Linked DNA regions of Homo sapiens: region 1 is linked to region 2. Evidence: chromatin loops called from intact Hi-C (ENCODE). Cell type or tissue: PC-3. All regions are shown on one strand. Links, peaks and the distances in the headings refer to the core of each region. The heading gives the core; the rest is flanking DNA. Region 1 has its middle 10 kb from the start of C1orf185. Region 2 has its middle 65 kb from the start of LINC01562.

Evidence for each region. Peaks named below come from ENCODE experiments on the same cell type or tissue, not always from the same donor. Only the 100,000 strongest peaks of a DNase experiment are listed, where the experiment ranks them.
Region 1: it touches region 2 in a loop (6-fold over the local background); 12 of 110 quality-filtered maps call a loop at or near these places.

The regions. Positions count from the first base shown.
Region 1 is chr1:51,086,488-51,097,188 of GRCh38, forward strand. No RefSeq gene overlaps it. Among named protein-coding and RNA genes, the nearest start is that of C1orf185, 10 kb to the right of the region's middle. In PC-3, for the core only: a CTCF peak has its summit at 2,186 (motif pointing right); no DNase peak of the experiment used is centred there.
Region 2 is chr1:51,164,650-51,175,350 of GRCh38, forward strand. No RefSeq gene overlaps it. Among named protein-coding and RNA genes, the nearest start is that of LINC01562, 65 kb to the right of the region's middle. In PC-3, for the core only: no CTCF peak of the experiment used is centred there; a DNase peak (open chromatin) is centred at 5,912; H3K27ac peaks cover 329 bases.

The DNA of each region.
Region 1 (10,701 bases), core at 1,544-9,543, 78 kb before region 2:
AGGCCCTGGACGGGGATGAGAACCTGTGTAGTGAGGACCCTGGACTATGGGATGGTAGGACACAGCAGCATTGCAGGCTCTGTGAAGTCAAGTGCAGTGGCACTAATGTCCCAGGAATGGCAGGGCATAGCTGTGGCTTGGGCCCTGGGGTACAGGGAGCAGCACAGTGATGACTCCACTCCCTGGTAAGGCAGGGTGCATCCTCTGCTAGGGGATAGTCTGGTTTCATGGAAGCAGGGTTCTGCAGTTGTTCAGCCTGGAGAGTAGGTTGTTTCAGTTCACCCAATCCTGTGTTTTCCTGGGATGTGCAGCACCACATTGGCTCAGCCCTGGGAACTGCAGCTGCTTGGCTCAGCTAAGGGACCCATAATCTTGTGAAGTGGAGTGACTCTTCAGCTCCAACACCGGGGGGGTGACTGCTCTGGGTGGCCCACAGCACCAGTTCCCTAGAAGGCACTACCTCAGGTCCAGTACAGGGGGACATGACTGCTCTGGGTAGCCAAGCCACCAGTTTCCCAGTAGGCACTGCTTCACCTCCAGTGCTAGGGGCATTACTGATCTGGGTGGCCAAGGCACCATATCCCTGGAAGGTAGGATACTGCTGCTGCAGCTCCTGCACTAGGGGGCAGGACACAGCAATCACTGGGAGGGGTAGGGCAGAGCAGCTTGAATCCATGGAATAGCGTGTAGCAGCAGCTTGATTTAGGGATGGTGAACCACCAGACAGTGGTGGTACAGGTGTAACAAACCCTCAGGAATGGAGAGGTGCAATAGCCCCTCACCTCCCGAGCAGGACTTCCTCCAGCCATGGTTCTGGATCTAACATGGCACAGCAGAGTAGCAGCCCATGAAGGGCAGAGCACAGCATTGACTCCTCTGGAAGAAGTGCAGCCATATGGACACCAGGCAGTTCCCTCTGCTGGGCTTAGCACCTTTGAGAAATACAGGATTTCCCAGTGGTGAGGACTGTAGTAATCTCAGTGGTGATGAGGGCTGCTGGGTTCCTCTTGCTTACCTTTCCCTTCACTGAAAAGTTTATCCCGGTTCTGAGCTGGTCCTGACTGGAGTATGGACGAGGTAGGATGTGAGCTGCTTCCTTCTTTTCTTTATGTAACTATCCTGGGTTTCTATGCTCTACAGAGTTTATACTACTACTTTTTTTTTCTTTTTGAGACGGAGTCTCATTCACTCTGTCACCCAGGCTGGAGTGCTGTGGTCTGATCTCGCCTCACTGCAACCTCCGTCTCCCAGGTTTGAGCGATTCTTGTGCCTCAGCCACCCGAATAGCTGGGTTTACGGGTGTGCACCACCATGCCCAGCTGCTTTTTGTATTTTTAGTAGAGATAGGATTTCACCATGTTGGCCAGTCTGGTCGCGAACTCCTGACCTCAAGTGATCCGCTGCCTTGGCTTCCCAAAGCGCTGGGATTACAGGCGTGAGCCACTGCACCGGCCTATACTACTCCTTTGATATATTTCTGTTTTCTCCTTCAGTTATTTTCATCAAAATATAGTTGTTTATTCATTTCTTTGGCTGTCTTTGTGTGGGAGACAAGCACAGGAGCTTCTAGTCAACAACCTAGCTGATGTCCTCCTCTTAAAATTTTAATTGAACCTATGCATGGTGGCTTATGCCTGTAATCCCACTGACTTGGGAGGCTGAGGTTGGAAGATCACTTGAGGACAAGAGTTCTAGGCCAGTCCGGACAAATAGTGTGATCCCACCTCTAAAAAATAAGAAACAAAAAAAATTAAAAATTAACTGAGCATGAAGATATGCATCTGTAGTCCCAGCTACTTAGGGAGGCTGAGGAAGGAGGATCACTTGAGCCCAGGGGTTCAAAGCTGCAGTGAGTTACGCTTATGCCACTGCACTGTAGCCTGGGCAACAGAGTCAGACCCCAGCTCTGAAAACTTTTTTAAGTTGAAGAGTTTTCATAATAGCATATTACCACTTATTAGTGGTAGTATTAATATTATTTGTACTTATATAATTGCATTTCTCTTATATATATTTAAATCTTACAATAAGCACTAAATGATGCTTTGGGATGTTAATACCTTAATGAAAATAATGAAGCACTATATATTTTATTACTATACCAAAAGCTATAAAAGCTATTCCTCAAAAGCTATAAAAGCCTTTCTTAAAAACTATAAAGTATAATGCCCAGCAGAGGATGCTGCAACTGCATGAAGAAAAGCAGACAATGTCCTTAGTGACATCACATCTTCCTAATTCAAGTCAGGGAAACTAATACATACTTATCCTAGACAGTGATGCACGTTTGTCTTCTGGCTTATGACCTACTGAACTTTTGGAAGAAGAGTTACAGTGAAAAGAACCTAGGAAAATTCAGAGGAAACTTGAGGGACAAAATTGGATGACTACCTTGGTGTGAAGGTCAGCAGACTTCTCTCATTCTCTAGTGGCATCAAAATGTACTTATATAATTCAACATCTGTTTTGGCATCTTTAAATAGTACTCCCTAACACCATTTTAAAAATGCCCTTAGTGATTGAATTGGTATATTAGCTGTTCTTGCATTGCCATAAAGAAATATCTGAGACTGGGCAATTTTTAAAGAAAAGAGGTTTAACTGGCTCATAGTTCTGCAGGCTATACAAGCATGGTGCTGGCATCTGCTCAGCTTCTAGGGAGAGAGCTTTTACTCATGGCGGAAGGTGAAGGGGGAATAGGCATATCACATGGTGAAAGCAAGAGCAAGAGAGAGTCGGGGGGCACACATTACAACAAAACAAGAACTCAATATCATGAAGACAGCACCAAGCCATAAGCGATCTGCCCCCATCATCTAAACACCTCCCACAGGCCCCATCTCCAACCTTGCGGATTACAATTCAGCATGAGATTTGGTGGGGACATATACTCAAATCATATCAATTGGTGACACATGTATATAGTGTGTCTTTCATATTGACAATTCAGATATTTCTATTGATGATAAGATAAAAATATATATTATCTTGCGGCATCCTTTGCAACTTCCACTTAGTTATTAGATGATTTCTTCAAGACCTGACATTTTAAAAAGTAAGGAATTCAACAGGTAAATTACTAAGAATCTCTAAGCAAACATACCCAATAAAAATCAAAACAAGTGAGATACAGATTACTGGAATAAATAGTCTTTCAGTGCAAAGACAGACATACATCCATAAGAGAAATCTGCAAACAGAGATCTCCCCAAATGAACAAAGCAAAGAACCAGTGACTGATCCTAACAAGATGACAAAATATGAGGTCTCTGACCAATTATTCAAAGCAGCGGTTTTAAGGAAACTCAGTGATCTCCAAGATGACACTGAAAAACAATTCAGAAATGTATAAAAGAAATTTAACAAAGATATTGAAATAATTTTCTAAAAATCAAGCAAATCTTGGAATTAAGAAATACATTGGCAGAAGTGAAAAATTCATTAGAGCCTCTCAGCAGCAGAATGGATCAAGCAGAGGGAAGAATCAAAAAGCAGGAGGAGGCCAGGCACGGTTGCTCATGCCTGTAATCCCAGCACTTTGGGAGGCCAAGGCAGACGGATCACTTGAGGTCATGAGTTCAAGACCAGCCTGACCAACATGGTGAAACTATGTCTGTACTAAAAATACAAAAATTTGCCGGATATGGTGGCATACACCTGTAATCCTAGCTACTTGGGAGGCTGAGGCAGGAGAATTACTTGAACCTAGGAGGCGAAGGTTGCAGTGAGCCATGATCATGCCATTGTATTCCAGCCTGGGTGACAGAGCAAGACTCTGTCTCAAAAAAAAAAAAAAAAAAAAATCGGGAAGACATGGCCGGGTGTTGTGGCTCATGCCTGTAATCCCAGCACTTTGGGAGGCTGAGGCAGGTGGATCACCTGAGGCCGGGAATTCGAGACCAGCCTGGCCAACATGGTGAAATTCCATCTCTACTGAAAATATAAAACTAGCCAGGCATGGTGGTTGGTGCCTGTAGGTGTCTGTAATCCCAGCTACTCAGGAGGCTGAGGCAGGAGAATCTCTTGAATTCAGGAGATGGAGGTTGCAGTGAGCCAAGATCGTGCCATTGCACTTCAGCCTGGGCAAGAAGAGTGAAACTCTGTCGCAAAAAAAAAAAAAAAAAGGCAAGAAGACAGGGTATTTGAAATTATACAATCAGAGGAGGAAAAAGAATGAAAAGGAGTGAGGATTGCCTAGAAGATGTATAGAAAGTTACCTCAAAAGACAAAATCTAAGAGTTATTGGTGTTCAAGAGGGAGTTGAGCAAGAGCAAGGAGTAGAAAGCTTACTCAAAGAAATAATAACAGAAAATTTTCCAAAACTTGAGAAAGATATAAAAGATATACAGGAAGTTCAGAGAACACCAGAGAGACTTGACCCAATTAAGACTAACCCAAGGCATATAATAATCAAACTTTCAAAGTTCAAGGACAAAGAGAGGATCCTAAAAGTAGCAAGAGAAAAGAAGCAAATAACATAAAAGAACTCTAAGCTGTCTGGCAGGAGACTTCTTAGTGGAAACTATGCAGGACAGTAGGGAGTGGGACTACATTTTCAAGATGCCAAAAGAATGTATTATGCATTTCCCCAAACCACTTAAATATGTATTCCTAATACATTATAGTTTTAAATATATCATACAAAGATTAATTGAAAAGAAGGATTAATTGGCACATTTGATATTATCTTAGGTGACATTATCACAAAACCAACTGTTTTGGTATATAATAAATATATGAACACAATAAATGTGTATTCTATGTGCTGTACAAATATTAACCACTATGGTTCATGAAATTATTGACCGTTGATAAAATTCCTCACTTATAATATTATTTTGTATTTTTTCTAATTACAAGCTGCATTTTTGATGTTACTAAATTTTGGCACAAAAGGAGATGTAGGCTCAGTCTACTGTTTTGATAAAACTCAAAATCAAATGGCATAATTTCTTAATTTACTTTAGATTCAATATCTCATTTGTCTCATACAGTAAGTCTGAGGGGTAGGGAGCTACAGCAGTTACAGTCATTTTCTCTCTCCTATATCAGAGGATCTTTAGATATAGGGTATTTGTGGATTGACTCATTTCCCCACATTATTTTTGTATATCAACTACCATGACAATGAGAGAAACTTGGAACACTACAAATTATAAGCAAACTTATATAAAGATAAAAATGATTGAAAAAAACTCAAGAAGGAATAGAAGACATCAATAAATCTATAAAAAGTAAAGATATTAAATTGATTTTTAAAACTTTTACAAAGAATATCCCAGATCCAAGTGGTATCACAAATGTACCCTGCCAATTTTTAATGAAGAATTAAAAACAGTAATTCACAAATACTTTTACAAAAGACAGAAGAGGAGGGAATGCTTTCTCATTAATTCTACTAGACCAGGATTACTATAATCTAACAACCACACAAAAGCAGTACAAGAAAAGAAAACTACAGAACATATCTCTCTTAAATGTCCACAAAGAAATATTCAAGATAATACTAGCAAACTGAATACAAACATATAAAAAGGATTACACACTATTACTAAGTGTGATAGTATGAACAAATACATAGTTTGTCTAACATGTAATAAACTGTTAGCTTTTCTGTCCATGTCCATCACTCCTGGAGTTTCTTCGTGTGTGTGTGTGTGTGTGTGTGTGTGTGTGTGTTACTTGTAAAAACACTTAACATGGATATGTTTGTTATCCTGATTATGATGGGAGTATCACAAGTATATGCATAAATCCAGACTCAAATAGTATACGCTAAACACGTGTGTGGGGTATACTAATTTTCCTTCAATAAAGTTGTTAAAAACAATGTAATACCCCATATTAATAAAACAAAAGGACAATTTTTAAAAGATGCTGAAATAAAGCTGGGCATGAGGGCTCACACTCGTAATTCCAGTGCCTTGGGAGTATGAGGTAAGAGGATTGCTTGAGACCAGGAGTTCAAAGAGCTGAAAGAAAAGAACTGCCTCCAAGAATACTGTATTCAGCAAGGAAAGATAGTCTTTCCAAGACAAACAAAAACTAAGAGAATTTACCACCACCAGTCCTGTCTTACAAGAAATCATAGAGTTTTTCAATCTGGAAGAATGAAACACTAACGTGCAAAAAGAAAACATTTGGAAGTATAAAACCCACCAGTAAAATTAATTATAAGGACAACCACAGAATATTTCAATAGCTTAATTATGGTGTGCAATCCATGCATACCTCTAGTATGAAGCCTAAAAGACAAATATATCAAAAATAACAATAGCTGTAGCAACCTGTTAATAGACAGACCATATAAAAATATGTAAATTGAGGCAACAAAATGTGTGTGGGGGCGGAGTTAAGATAGAGAGTTTTTTTAGTTTATCCTTTGTTTCTATTTTTTTGTGATCTAAGTTGTCATCTCTTTAAAATAACTAGTTATATTTATAAGATTTTTTGTAACCCTCATGATAACCATTATGCAAAAAGCCTATAATAGATACAATAAAAATAAGATGCCATGAGTTAAAACATACTACTAGTAAAAACCACTTAAGCACAAAGGAAGATGGGAAGAAAGGAAGAGAAGAGTTACAAAACAACCAGGAAACCATCAACAAAATGGCAGGAGTAAGTCCTTACTCATCAATAATAACACTGAATGTAAATGACTCTATTCTTTAATTGAAAGTCACAAAGTACCTGAATGTATAAAGAAACAAGACCCAGTTGTGTACTGCCTGCAAGAAACCCACCTCACCTATAAAAACACACATAGACTGAAAGTGAAGAGGTGAACAATGTTATTCCATGTAAGTGGAAAGCAAAACAGAGCAGGAGTAGCTAAACTTATATCAGATAAAAGGGACTGCACATCAAGACTATAAAAAGAGATTAAGACGGTCACTGTATAATGATAAAGGGGTCAATTCAGCAAGAGGATATAACAATTATAAATATTTATGCACCACCACTGGAGCACCCACGTATATAAAGCAAACTTTAATAGACTGAAAGGAAGAGATAGATTGTAATACAGTAATAGTAGGTGATTTCAACAGCCCACTCTAGTAATGGACAGATCATCACCCCACAGAAAATCAACAAAGAAACATTGAGGTTAAACTGTACACTAGACAAAATAGAACTAACATTTACAGTCCATTTCACCCAAGTACTGCAGAATACACTTTTTTTTCCATCAGCACATGGAACATTCTACAGAACAGACCATATATTAGGTCATAAAACAAGCCTCAACAAATTGCAAAAAGTAGAAATAATGCCAAGTATCTTTTTTGACCACAATGGAATGAAACTAGAAGTCAGTAACAAGAGGAACCCGAGAAATTACACAACACATGGAAATTAAACAACATGCTACCAAATGATAAATGGGCCACTGAGGAAATTAAGAAGGAAATTAAAACACTTTGAGGGTGGAGGCAGAGCAAGATGGACAAATAGAAGACTTAATTGATTGTCCTCCCAGCAACTATCCACAACAATTGAACAATGGTTCAATCCACAATTGAATGACTATCCACACAAAAAAGCACCTTTATAAGAACCAATAATCAGATGAACAATCGTAGTACTTGGTTTTAAGTTCATATCACTGAAAGAGGCACTGAAGAGGGTAGGAAAGCATTTTGAATTGCCAGTGCCACCCCTTCCTCATCCCCTACAGCAGCTATATGGTGCAGAGAGAGAATCTGTGTGCTTGGAAGAGGAAAAGTGTAGTGATTTTGGGACTTTGCACTGGAACTCAGTGCTCCCTGTCACAGCAGAAAGCAATACCAGGCAGAACTCAGACAGAGCCCGTGGAGGGAGCATTTAGACCAGCCATAGCCAGAGCAGAATTGCCCACCCTAATAGAACCATTGTCAGAACTTAAGTTCCAGCAAGCCTTGCCACCGTGGGCTAAAATGTTCCAGAGCCCTAACTAAACTTGAAAGGCAGTCTAGGCCACAAGGACTGCAATTTCTTGGCAAGTCCTGCTGCTGTGCTGAGCTTGGAACCAGTGGACTTGGGGGCAAGTAACCTAGTGAGACACCAACCAAGGCAGCCAAGGGAATGTTTGCACACCCCTCTTCCATCCCCGGGCAGCACAGCTCGCAGCTACAAAAAAGACTCCTTCCCTCTGCTTGAGAAGAGGAGAGGGAAAAGTAAAATAGAGTTTGTCTTGCAACTTGGATACCAGATCAGCCACGTAGGATATTGCACCAGGCAGAGTCTTGAGGCTCCCATTCCAGGCCCTAGCTCCTGGATGATGTTTCTAGACACACCCTGAGCTAGAAGGGAACCCACTTCCTGGAAGGGAAGGACCCAGTCCTGGCAGAATTCATCACCTGCTGACCCAAGAGTGCTTGGGCCCTGAATAACCAGCAGCAATACCCAGGCAGTACTTGCCATGGGCCTTGGGTGAGACTCAGAGACATGCTCGCTTTAGGTATAACCCAGCACATTCCCACCTGTGGTGGCTATGGGGAGAGCCTTCTTCTGCTTGAGAAAAGGAGAGGGAAGAGTAAAGGGGACTTGGTCTTGCAGCTTAGGTACCAGCTTGGCCACAGTGGGGTAGAGCACCAAGCAGGCTCTTGGGCCCTGATTTCAGGTCTTGGCTCTTGGACAGCATTTCTGGACCTGCCCTGTGCCACAGGGGAGCCCATTGCCCTGAAGGGAGAGACCCAGGCCTGGCAATATTCACCACAAGTTGACTGGAGAGCCCTTGGGTCTTGAGTGAATATCAGAGGTAGCCAGGCAGTACTTACCATGGGTCTAGGGTAGTGATGGTCATGGGGAGAGACTTCGCTTGTGGAAAGGGGAGGGAAGAGTGGGGAAGACTTTGTCTTGTGGCCAGGGTGCCAGCTCAACTGCAGCAAAATAGAGCACCAGGTAGCTTCCTAAGGTTTCTGACTTCAGGCTCTCAGATGACATCTCTGGGCCCACCTGGGGTCAGGGGGAACTGGCTGCCCTGAAGGAAAGGTTGCAAGCCTGGCTGGCTTTGCCACCTGCGATTGTAGAGCCCTAAGGCCTTGAGTGAACATAGGTGGTAGCCAGGTAGTGATTACCACAGGCTTTGGGCGAGACCCAGTACCATGCTAACTTCAGGTTTGAACTAGCACACTCCCAGTGGCTCTCCCAGCTATAGGCACCTCAGCACACAGAGCAATATTCCATTTGTTTGACAGAAAGTAAAGGAAGGGAACAAGAGTCCCTGCCTTGTAATCTAAAGAGTTCTTCCTGGTCTTATCCAAGACCATCAAGGCGGTACCTCTAGGAGTCTGTAAGAGCCATAGCATTACTCAGCTTGGGGTGCCCCCTAATACAAATATGGATCCCATGACCAAAAACTTAGATCACAACACCCAAGTCCCTTCAAATATTTGAGAAGCCTTACTAAAAAGAACAGGTACAAACAAGCCCAGACTGCAGAGACTACAAAAAATACTTAACTCTTCAATGCTCAGACACCAACAAACATCCACAGGCATCAAGACCATCCAGGAAAATGTGACTTCACCAAACAAACTAAGGCACCAGGGACCATTCCTGGAGAGAGAGAGAGATGTGACCTTTTAGACAGAGAATTCAAAATAGCTGTTTGAGGAAACTCAATGAAATTCAAGATAATACAGAGAAGGAATTCAGAATCCTATCAGATAAATTTAACAAAGAGACTGAAAGAATAAAAAAGAATCAAGAAGAAATTCTGGAGTTGAAAATGCAATTGACATACTGAAGAATGCATCAGAGTCTTTTACCAGCAGAATTGATCAAGCGGAGGAAACAATTAGTGAGCTTGAAGATAGGCTATTTGAAAACAGAGGAGACAAAAGAAAAAAGAATAAAAAAGAAAGAAACACACCCACAGTTCTAGAAAATATCCTCCAAAGGGCAAATCTAAGAGTTTTTAGTCTTAAAGAGGAGACAGATAGGGGTAGAAAGTTTATTGAAAGAGATAATAACAGAGAACATCCCAAATCTAGAGAAAGATATCAATATTCAAATACAAGAAGGTTATAGAATGCCAAGCAGATTTAACCCAAAGAAGACTGCCTCAAGGCATTTAATAATCAAACTCCCAAAGGTCAAGGATAAAGAAAGGATCCTAAAAGCAGCAATGGAAAAGAAAGAAATAACATGCAATGGAGTTCCAATAGGTCTGGCAGGAGACTTTTCAATGGAAACCTTACAGGGCAAGAGAGAATGCGTGACATATTTAAAGAGGTGAAGGAGAAAAAAAGTTTATTCTATAATAGTATATCCAGCAAAAATATCCTTCAGACATGAAGGATAAAAAGACTTTCCTAGTTAGACAAAAGTTGAGGGATTTCATCAACACCAGACCTGTAATATAAGAAATGCTAAAAGGAGTTCTTCAATCTGAAAGAAAAGAATGTTGATAAGCAATAAGAAATCATCCGAAGGTACAAAACTCACTGGTAATAGTAAGTACACAGAAAAACACAGACTATTATCACACTGTGATTGTGGTGTGTAAACTATTCATAATACCTTGAGTAGAAAGACTGAAACATGAACTGATCAAAAATAGTAACTACATCAACTTTTCAAGACATAGACAGTAAAATGAGAAAAAAAATTTGATTAAAAAAGGGCAAATGATCTTAACAGATATTTCTCAAAAGAAGACATCCAAATAGTCAATAAATATATTTTCAAATGCTCAACATTACTTATCAC
Region 2 (10,701 bases), core at 1,668-9,667:
ATATTAAACAAACAAATACATACGAATAAAGAGTAGAATGGTGCTTACCAGTGGCAGGGGTGGGTCATGGGAAGATGTATATCAAATGGTACAAAATTGCAGTTATGTGTGATGAATAAGTCTCAGATCTAATGTACAACATGAGGACTATAGTTAATAATATTGTATACTGATAATTTGCCAAAAGAGTAGGTTTTAAGTACTCTTACCATAACAAGAAAAAAAAGGGAGAAAAGGTAAATGTATGAGATAATGGGTATATTAATTTGCTTGACTGTGGTAATCCCTTCACTATGTATATGTAGATCAAGATAAGTACAGCAAAACATCATGTTATACATTCTAAATATATACAATAAAAAATAGCAAAATCATGCTTTAATCAGACATGATACAGTACCTTTTTTTTTTGAGTGGGGGTCTCACTCTGTCACCCAGGCTGGAGTGCAGGGCACGATCTCAGCTCACTGCAACCTCCTACCCCCAGGTTCAAGAAATTCTCCTGCCTCAGCCTCCTGAGTAGCTGGGATTACAGGCATGCACCACTATGCCTGGCTAATTTTTGTATTTTTAGTAGAGATGAGGTTTCACCACATTGGCCAGACTGGTCTCAAACTCCTGACCTCAGGTGATCTGCCCACCTTGGCCTCCCAAAGTACTGGAATTACAGGTGTGAGCCACCATGCCTGGCCTCAGAACCTCTTTTATAACAACAAAAAAGTATCAACTCTCTTGCTAAAAGAGGCTACAAAGTCCCCTTATCTGTCTTTGGGTGACATTTGTTTCTCATCTAGTGAGTCACAGATCTCTATTTGCATTCTGTTAACCTAAGTAATGAGATGCTTAGTTAACCACTATTAACAGATGTTAGATAGTAAGGAAATGACATAGGAGAAGAAAAGAAAAAGAATTGGTTAAAATATATACAAATACACTTCAAAGTAAGACTGAAATAGCTATAATTGCTACCATCATTATTTCTGTAACTGATCACATAGCTGAGACAGAAAGCAAAATATTCACTACTGGATTATTAGGAGTAATAGTGAGAGGAGTCACCCTTGTGTCTTGGGCCTGAGAATCCTGGCCATGAGACAGGCAGCACCATATCTTGGTAGCTGAGCATGTACCACATCCTGGAGGACATTTCCTGGGCCCTGCAAAGTATTGCCAGCCAGCCAGCACTATAACTGAGTCTTCAAAACTCCTTTTACTATTGTATTAGGCTATTACTTCAGGGTAATGGGAAACATGGTAAGACAAGTGAATTCTGTGAGCATTAACCCACTGACACACCTCATTTGATGTAAAGTAAAATTATTTTCTGGTCAGAAGCAATCCTTTCAAAATACCATGATGGTAAATGAAGTGCTCTGAAGTCCACGGAATGTGGTCTTGGAAGGCAAATCCATTTCCAAAGTAAGGGTATATTCCAGTAAGAATAAAGATGCCTTTGCACGGTGGAAGCAGTCCAATATAATCAACCTGGCTGCAGGTGGCTGACTCAACTCCCCCACCCCCTCCACACCCTCAGGAAATGGAGAACTAGTGTTGGTATCCGCCGTTGGCAGGTTGGGCACTCAGAAGTGGCTATAGTCATATCAGCTTTAGAGAGTGGAGGTTCATATTGCTAACCCATGAGTAATCGCCATCCCTTCCACCATGGCCACATTGTTCAGGAGTCTATTGAGCAAGGACAAAGGTGACTGTTGAAAGAAGGTAACTGACTTCATGGACTGCATCATCTTATCTACCTGACTATTAACATCTTCTGATGTTCCTCATTGAGGAGCTTCTAAATGGGGCTCAAATTTATCTTCACACTCTGTACCCACTCAGAGAAATTTATCTACATACATCTTCCTCAGATTCCTTGTCACTGATTTTCTTTTTTTATTTTATTTTATTTACTTATTTTTTATTTATTTTTATTTTATTTTATTTTATTTTATTTTTATTTTATTTTTTTGAGACAGAGTCTCACTCCGTCGCCCAGGCTGGAGTGCAATGGCACAATCTCAGCTCACTGCAACCTCCGCCTCCCAGGTTCAAGCAATTCTCCTGCCTCAGCCTCCCAAGTAGCTGGGATTACAGGCGCCCGCCACCACACCCCACTAATTTCTTGTATTTTAGTAGAGACAGGGTTTTGCCACATTGGCCAGGCTGGTCTCAAACTCCTGACCTCAGGTGATCTTCCTGCCTTGGCCTCCCAAAGTGCTGGGATTATAGGCGTGAGCCACTGCGCCCGGCTGTCACTGGTTTTCTAATTGTACTTTTTACAAGTTTCCAACCCTCCAGCCAAACCAATAGCTATTGCCGATGAATCAGTAGAGATCTGTATCTCTGAATATTTATCCTTTCAGGCTATACCAAGTGCACTGCTCAAAGTTATACCTACTTAGAAGATTTTCTTTCACCAATGCCCATCAGGGCCATACCTTAGCAGGACTGTGGTGTTCCAGCTGTGAACTTTCAGAAGATGCTGGCATATCATACAGAACTATCTGTAAACCAAGCTCAAGTATATTCTTCGTCAGTCAACTGGTGACAAGAAACTCTACTTGATGACATTGATATGTGTTGAGAAAGAGAAGGTCATGTAATAGGACCAAGAGCCATGGATCTCTTAACCATTTCCTTGTGCAATTTGTTTATGCCTTCAGAATATGCTCAAAGCCAATTATGTCCCAATTCCACTAATTGACTGAGTGCATATATGCATGCCTAACTTTATGTCTTGATGGATCAGACAACATTCACTTCATGGTAAACAGCTCAACTCATGTAGTAACTTGGTGACCATGGTCATATGTTAAGTTTCTAGTAGTTTAATAGCAAGCCATAAGGATAACAATTATTGGCAGAGGAGAACATAGCTTTGCTTCAAATTCTATAGGCTCTGATTTACCAATAGTGGTCTGTAAAAGTCTCCATTATAGCATCCCTATCTGCTATAGACATTTCAAGAAGCATGGATATGCTGGGTCATATGGCCCACGTGGCAGAACTACTGACATGGCAGCCTGGACCTGTTGCAGAGTGTTCTATTCTTCTGGGCCCCACTCACAACTAGAAGAACTCTTTCGGGTTACTCAGCAAATGAGTCAGAGTAGCACAGTTAAAGAAGTATATGTTACCTCCCATATCCAAAGAAGCCCACTAGACGTTGCGCCTCTTGGTGCCTAAGTGTATGTTGCCTCTAATATCCAAAGCAGCCCACTGAGCATTGTGCCTCTTGGTGGTTGGTGGAGTCAGATGCAGAAACTAGTCTTTCACCTTGGAAGGATATCTGAACATGCTCCAGACCACTCGATGCCTAGTAATTTTACTGAGGCAACACTCTCTTGAATTTTTTGGTATTTATTTCCACCCTTTGGCACACATTATATTATTGACTTGTTTAGAGTAGCTGGTAATTCTTGCTCACCAGTTCCAGTCAGGATGATCTCAAAAATATCCTATGGATCAAGACCCATTTGGACCAGATTATAACATAACGGAGGGTTAGAGAGGTAATACAGCCCTGAGGTAGAACAGTGAAGGTGCAGTGCTGATCCTTCCAGGTGAAATAAAACTACTACTTGTAGTCTATAATAACAGGAAGAGAGAGAAAAGCATTTGCCAGTGGAGTAGCTGGATAACAGATTCAAAAGAATGTGTTTCTTTGCTCCAGCAATGAATCAATGCCTGAAACAGTGGCTGTAGTTGGAAGAACCACATGATTACATTTGCAACAATCTACTTTCATTTTCTAAGATCTATTTTCTCCACAGACCAAATAGGCAAGTTGAAAGAAGATGTGGCAGAAATCACCACCTCTGCATCCCTTAAGCAACACTAATCACTACAATCTATGTGGTATTGCTCTTGGTTTACTATTGTGAAAGGGAAAACCATTCTAGTGGCTTCCATTTGGCATTTGCTACCACAATAACCCTCATTCCACGGGTCAGGGAACCTGTGTGGAGATTTTGCCATTTGCTAAGTACATTTATTTCAAATACACATTCTGGAACTGGAGTAATAACCATGGGCCCACTGAGATGAACCCAAACCAAAACTCCATTAATAACCTGACCTCCATAAGCCTCTGTTTTGACTAGAAGACCACTGTGACATTTTAGGTCTCCAGGAATTATGTCAGTCCACAACCATTATCTAGTAATCCATAAGAAAAATCTAGCTTTTATTTCCCTTAGCCTAATAAACTGTCACTCTGGTAAATGGCTGCAAAGCTTTTGTGGAGAGCCTAGGAGAAAGATTTACAGTGTAAATTTCAAACAGAGAGGCAGGGTCTTTCTTCAAAACCCATTCTTTATCCAAAGGGATCTGGGCCTGTGAACCGGCTCAAATCTGCGAAGTGGTTGAGGAGCCACAATTCTATACTGTGGTAGCTCAAGTCAGACATATTTATCAGAGCTAGAGCTTTTCCTCTTATTCAAGTCAAGTAAGTCTTTAAAGATTAAAGTCTGTCTCCACTGTGGTTGACAACAGCTGAAGCGTCTGCTTGGCTCTTTCAGTTCCCAGCTGTTGTTTTCTCCAGATCCCTTGGATTTTCACCCATGCATGTACAGTTCAAAAGTGAGCCAAGGATTTGAGGGGCATTTATATACAAATTTGGGGCTCTGACATCCACATCTCCCTCCTTTCTAGGATTTTCTCCCTTCCTTAATTTCCAGGCGCTCTGGCAGTTTGAAATTCCTTTTCTAATTCCTCAGGTCAATAAGACTCTAGCTTTCTGCTTTCAGATCTAGCCTCCAGGTATTACAGAAAGTCGGGAATATCCTAAGTGGGAAAGCCTATTAAACATATATCTTAACTAATGTATTATTGTTTCCTTCTTTCAAATGCCAAATCTCCAGCTTCTGCTCTGTTTTAGTGGCCCTTCAGTTCATAATCGTTATCTGCAGGAGAATTTATTCAGTATAAGCAATTATGTCATTACCAGAACTTTCTACTTTTTTTCGGTAGTTTTTCAATTATTTCTCAAGCATATTATTGAGGGCAACTGTCATATGTAATCAGTCTACTATCTTTTTTTTTTTTTTTTTTTGAGATGGAGTTTTGCTCTTGTTGCCCAGGCTGGAGTGCAGTGGCACGATCTCAGCTCACCACAACCTTCTCCTCCTGGGTTCAAATGATTCTCCTGCCTCAGCCACCCAAGTAGCTGGGATTACAGGCATGGGCCACCACGCCTGATCAGCCTACTATCTTGAAAGCAGTGTTCCAGTTTTACAGTCTCTAAAGGCCTCCAACCATTGATCAAACCAATATCTAAAAATTTTACCCTTCTAGGTCCTAGCAAGCAAGAAGGGGTGGTAAATTTATCTAATGGCTGAATTTCAGGCAAAAGAAAATCCATGATGCCCTGTTCTTATTTCAATATTGATTGGCCTCACAGCAGATGTGGAAACTAAGAAAGAGAATTGAAAAGAATGACATATCACCATAATTGTATGATATGTCTTTAAGTTATAGTAGTTTACCTTAAAATGCTATTATAGTATATTTGTATACATTTTGTATACAGTAATGCACCATATAATTTTTCAGTCAACAATGGACCACATATATGACCATGGTCCCATAAGATTACAGTGGAGCTGAAAAATTCCTGTTGCCTAGTGATGTTGTACCCATTATAACATAATAGCACAACATATTGCCTTTTCTATGTTTAAATACATTTAGATACACCAATATTTACCATTGTGTTACAATTTTGTACAGTATGCAGTACATTAACATGCTATACAGTTTTGTAGCTTAGAAGCTATAGGCTATATGCTGTATAGCCTAGGTATGTAGTAGGTTATACCATCTAGGTTTGTGTAAGTACACTCCATGATGTTTGCACAATGATGAAATCACCTAATGACACATTTCTCAAACCATATCCCTGTTGTTAAGCAATGCATGACTGTATCTAGTGCATATAGTACATTGTGTAAGTATCTTACAAGAGTATATGTCATTTCCCCCCACCATTCTTTGTGCTTTGTTGTCATGCATTTTACTGTTACTTTTGTTTAAAACGCCACACTACATCATTATTATTTTTACTTGAAATAGCAAATTATTTTTTAAAAGAATAAAAGCGAGGGCCAGGCGCAGTGGCTCATGCCTGTAATCCCAGCACTTCAGGAGGCCGAGGCAGGCAGATCACTTGAGGCCAGGAGTTCAAGACCAGCCTGGCCAACATAGTGAAATCCTGTTTCTACTAAAAATAAAATAAATAAATAAATAAATAGCTGGCCGTGGTGGTGCACACCTGTAAAAAAAAAAAAAAAGAGAGAGAGAGTGAGTGAGAAATGTATCAGCTTACAATGCTTTGCACAGACAAATGCAAGTTTGAAGATACCTAAGTTAAAATAGTATATATTTCTTTTTTTTTTTTTTTTTGAGACAGAGTCTGGCTCTGTCACCCAGGCTGGAGTGCAGTGGCGCGATCTCCACTCACTGCAAGCTCTGCCTCCCAGGTTCATGCCATTCTCCTGCTTCAGCCTCCCGAGTAGCTGGGACTACAGGCACTCGCCACCACGCCTGGCTAATTTTTTGTATTTTTAGTAGAGACGGAGTTTCACCATGTTAGCCAGGATGGTCTCAATCTCCTGACCTCATGATCTGCCCGCCTCGGCCTCCCAAAGTGCTGGGATTACAGGCGTAAGCCACTGCGCCTGGCCAAAATAGTATATATTTCTTTAAAAATCACTATGTATTAGAACTTGTGGGAAAAGGCAATAACAAAAATAAGAAAAAAATTTTTTTAATCACAGGTACTATTGAAGTATAAACAAGTTTTAGAAAGTACTGGTTATACAGGTTGTAGAAAACACTTTCACAGGACCTGAAATCAGTTTAAGGAAAATATCTGAGCCTTAAGCATTGAAGGCACTTGACTTTATACCAGCAACAGCACAATTACAAGAAATGCAGTGTTGTAGATGATTCCACCTCTCTGAAGTATGAATGGGGTACATACACAGCAAGTAGAGTTCAGGAAACTTTATCTTTCAGCCACCCCATCTAAGAGCAGGATTTTGCCTGCCAGTATAACCCAGATACACAGTCATATGCAGACACATACAACGAAGCTTCCAGAGCTTATCTGACTTCTTAGACAGAACTCACATAAGCACACAAACACAAACTGAAATCATAACAAACAGTCTCTTGGACCACAGTGCAATCAAATTAGAATTTAAGATTAAGAAATTCACTCAATTGGCTGGGTGCGGTGGCTCACACCTGTAATCCCAACACTTTGGGAGGCAGAGGCAGGTGGATCGCCCGAGGTCAGGAGTTCAAGACCAGCCTGGCCAACATGGTGAAACCCCATCTCTACTAATAATACAAAAATTAGTGGGGCATGATGCCACACACCTGTAATCCCAGCTATTCAGAAGCCTGAGGCAGGAGAATCACTTGAATATGGGAAGCGGAGGTTGCAGTGAGCCAAGATCACACCTGAGTGACAAGAGTGAAACTCCGTCTCTGAAAAAAAAAAAAAGAATCCTGAATGACTTTTGGGGTAAATAATGAAATTAAGGCAGAAATCAAAAAGTTCTTTGAAACTAGTGAGAACAAAGATACAATGTACCAGAGCCTCTGGGATGTAGCTAAAGCAGTGTTACAAGGAAAATTTATAGCTCTAAATGGCCACATCAGAAAGCTAGAAAGATCTCAAGTTAACAACCTAACATCACACAAACACAAGAGGGTATTTCAAGACACACACTTGCAAGTGCTCTTTCTACAGAAACAGCCAAAGTATTATAATATTCAGAATGTGGAAGATTGACACAGAGTCTGAGGATTTTGTTTTTTGAGATGGAGTCTTGCTCTGTTGCCCAGGCTGGAGTGCAGTGGCACAACCTTGGCTCACTGCAACCTCCATCTCCCAGGTTCAAGTGATTCTCCTGCCTCAGCCTCCCGAGCAGCTGGAACTACAGGTGTGTGCCACCACGCCCGGCTAATTTTTTGTATTTTTAGTAGAGACGGGGTTTCACCATGTTAGCCAGGATGGTCTCCATCTCCTGACCTTGTGATCTGCCTGCCTCGGCCTCCCAAAGTGCTGGGATTACAGGCGTAAGCCATCGCACCTGGCCAGTCTGAGGATTTTTTAGAGGAAAAAAACAAAAGACTTGGCAATATGATAACTACATAACAGATATGGCAATCTACAGGACAAAAAGACAGCATTTCATAAAACATTGTTCATACAATGCTGTTCATGGAAAACAGTAAAACACCTTTTAGCAGAGTGCGTGTTAACTCTTTTAGTAAGATTATCTGTAATGAGGTTTGAAAGTAAATCACTTAGTAGGCAAAGTAAAGCATTGCAGAACCAGGAAATAGCACCCATCACTTCTGCTTTAATCGTAACTACAGAAAGCTGAAAGTCAAACAATTTTTTAAAAGGCAAAGAAGCATTTCCCTTTGAATTCAGTCCTAAGATAAAAACATGAATGTTTTATAATTAATTTCAAAATAAGTATCTTTCAAGTGTTTTATGAAACATTTTTCCCTGAGAGGCAAATTCAACATTATGAAAACACGTATTTTGCCAGGTAGTTACTGAGAAATGTCAATCCTTCAATTCTATAGAGAAAAAGACACATGGATTTCGTCTCTGAATCCCACAGCCACTTTCATGTTCACTGCTTCTGCTTTACGTTCTGCATCGGTCTCTTAAGGTGGAGATAAAAGTATGATGCTCATTGCTAGAACATCAACAACAAATCAAAAGAAAAATCCAGTAAAGGATGGCAGGTGTAACAAAAACTGAGTTTCTGAGGAAGCAAAAACAAGAATTAGGTAAAGTTTTATAAAGAATTCTATAGAAAGACTTAAATATAAAAAACTCACTAAAAATCCTTAAAGCCTGATGGATTATTGCAATGTCAAGTTAGCTTAGGTCTACAGACATGTTGCTAGAAACGAAACTAAAGGGGGCATGTGAGAATATGTTCAAATAATTTCTGCCTTTCAGGATGTTATTTTTTTCCTTAGAAGCCACAGGTGACTTTGAACTTAAATTATTCACCAAAATCACAAAACCAAAACAATAATATAAGAAAAAGACCAACAGCATCATTAAGAAACTTGAATCTCCTCTTCTTTCTTTAGCATCTAAATGGTAGTTATCTAAATTTAACACATAACAGGCACTGGAAGTGGTGATTGTCTGAACAGCCTGATTATCCATAGCCTCAAAAGGAGATCTGATATTTTTGTGATTTGGTTCTCATTAAATTCCTATACCAAGTAAAATGCCAGTTCCTGTGGCCTATGTTTTAAGATGATAGATAGACAGATAGATAGATAGATAGATAGATAGATAGATAGATAGATAGATATACTTTTATATAAATATAGTTTTTTCTGAGAGCAACCTTACTCAGAATTATGAAGTGTATTTGCAGTAGCTGTTCTAAAATCTGTGTCTGCTAATACCATCATCTCTGTCATTTCTGTCTTTCTTTTGATTGATTTTTTTCCTAGTTAAAGGTCATATTTTTCTGCTTCTCCATTTGCCTGGTAATTTCTTATCTGATACTAGACATTGCGGGATATTTTGGTTTTTTGGTTTTCTTGAGACAGGGTCTCACTCTATCACCCAGGCTGGAGTACAGTGGTGCCATCTTGGTTCACTACAACCTCTGCCTCCCAGGTTTAAGTGATTCTTGTGCCTCAGCCACCCAAGTAGCTGGCATTACAGGTGTGGGCCACCACCCCCAGCTAATGTTTGTATTTTTAGTAGAGATGGGGTTTTGCCATGTTGGCCAGGCTGGTCTTGAACTCCTGGCCTCAAGCGGTCCACCTGCCTCAGCCTCCCAAAGTGCTGGATTACAGGCATGAGCCACTGCGCCTGGCTGACAATGTGGTTTTTACATTGTTGAGTGTATTTGCTTACAACACCAACAAAAATCCATCATTGGCGGATTTTTAAAAATTATTTAAATAATGTTGGACTTTGTCAACATTTTAAGGACATAGAATCAGTGTGATCCTTTTGAGTCTTGCTTTTAAGATTTGTTAGATTGGGGCTGGTCGCGGTAGTTCACGCATGTAATCCCGGCACTTTGGGAGGCCAAGGTAGAAGTATCACTTGAGGTCAGGAGTTCGAGACCAGCCTGACCAACATGGTAAAACCCCATCTCTACTACATATGCAAAAATTAGCCAGGTGTGGTAGCGCGAACCTGTATTCCCAGCTACTCGGGAGGCTGAGGCAGGAGAATTGCTTGAACCCCAGAGGCGGAGGTTGCAGTGAGCCATGACAGTGCCACTGCTCTCCAGCCTGGGCAACAGAGAAAAAAAAATTGTTAGATTGGGTCCAGATCAGCCTTTAATCTAAGCAAAATTTAGCTCCACTACTAAGGTGTTCCCCTTCTGAGGACTCTATCCGATCCACTATATATTATTTTGTCTTCCCACTCCGGCTTTGCACACAAAATATTCCCAGCCCTGGGTAAGCTATCGGAATTGTTTGGCCTGCTGCTTTCCAATATTTAGCTTCAGATAATTTCCTCATACATGTGCACAGATCAGTCCTCAGCCAAAGATTCAGGGAGAATCCTCTGCAGTTCTCCAAAGCTCTTTCTTTTTGCAGTTCCCTCCTCTTTGACAGTCTGCCTCACCAGTACTAGCTGTCTTAGCCTCCCCAAACTCCAGTGATTGTCTCCTCAACTCAACTAGA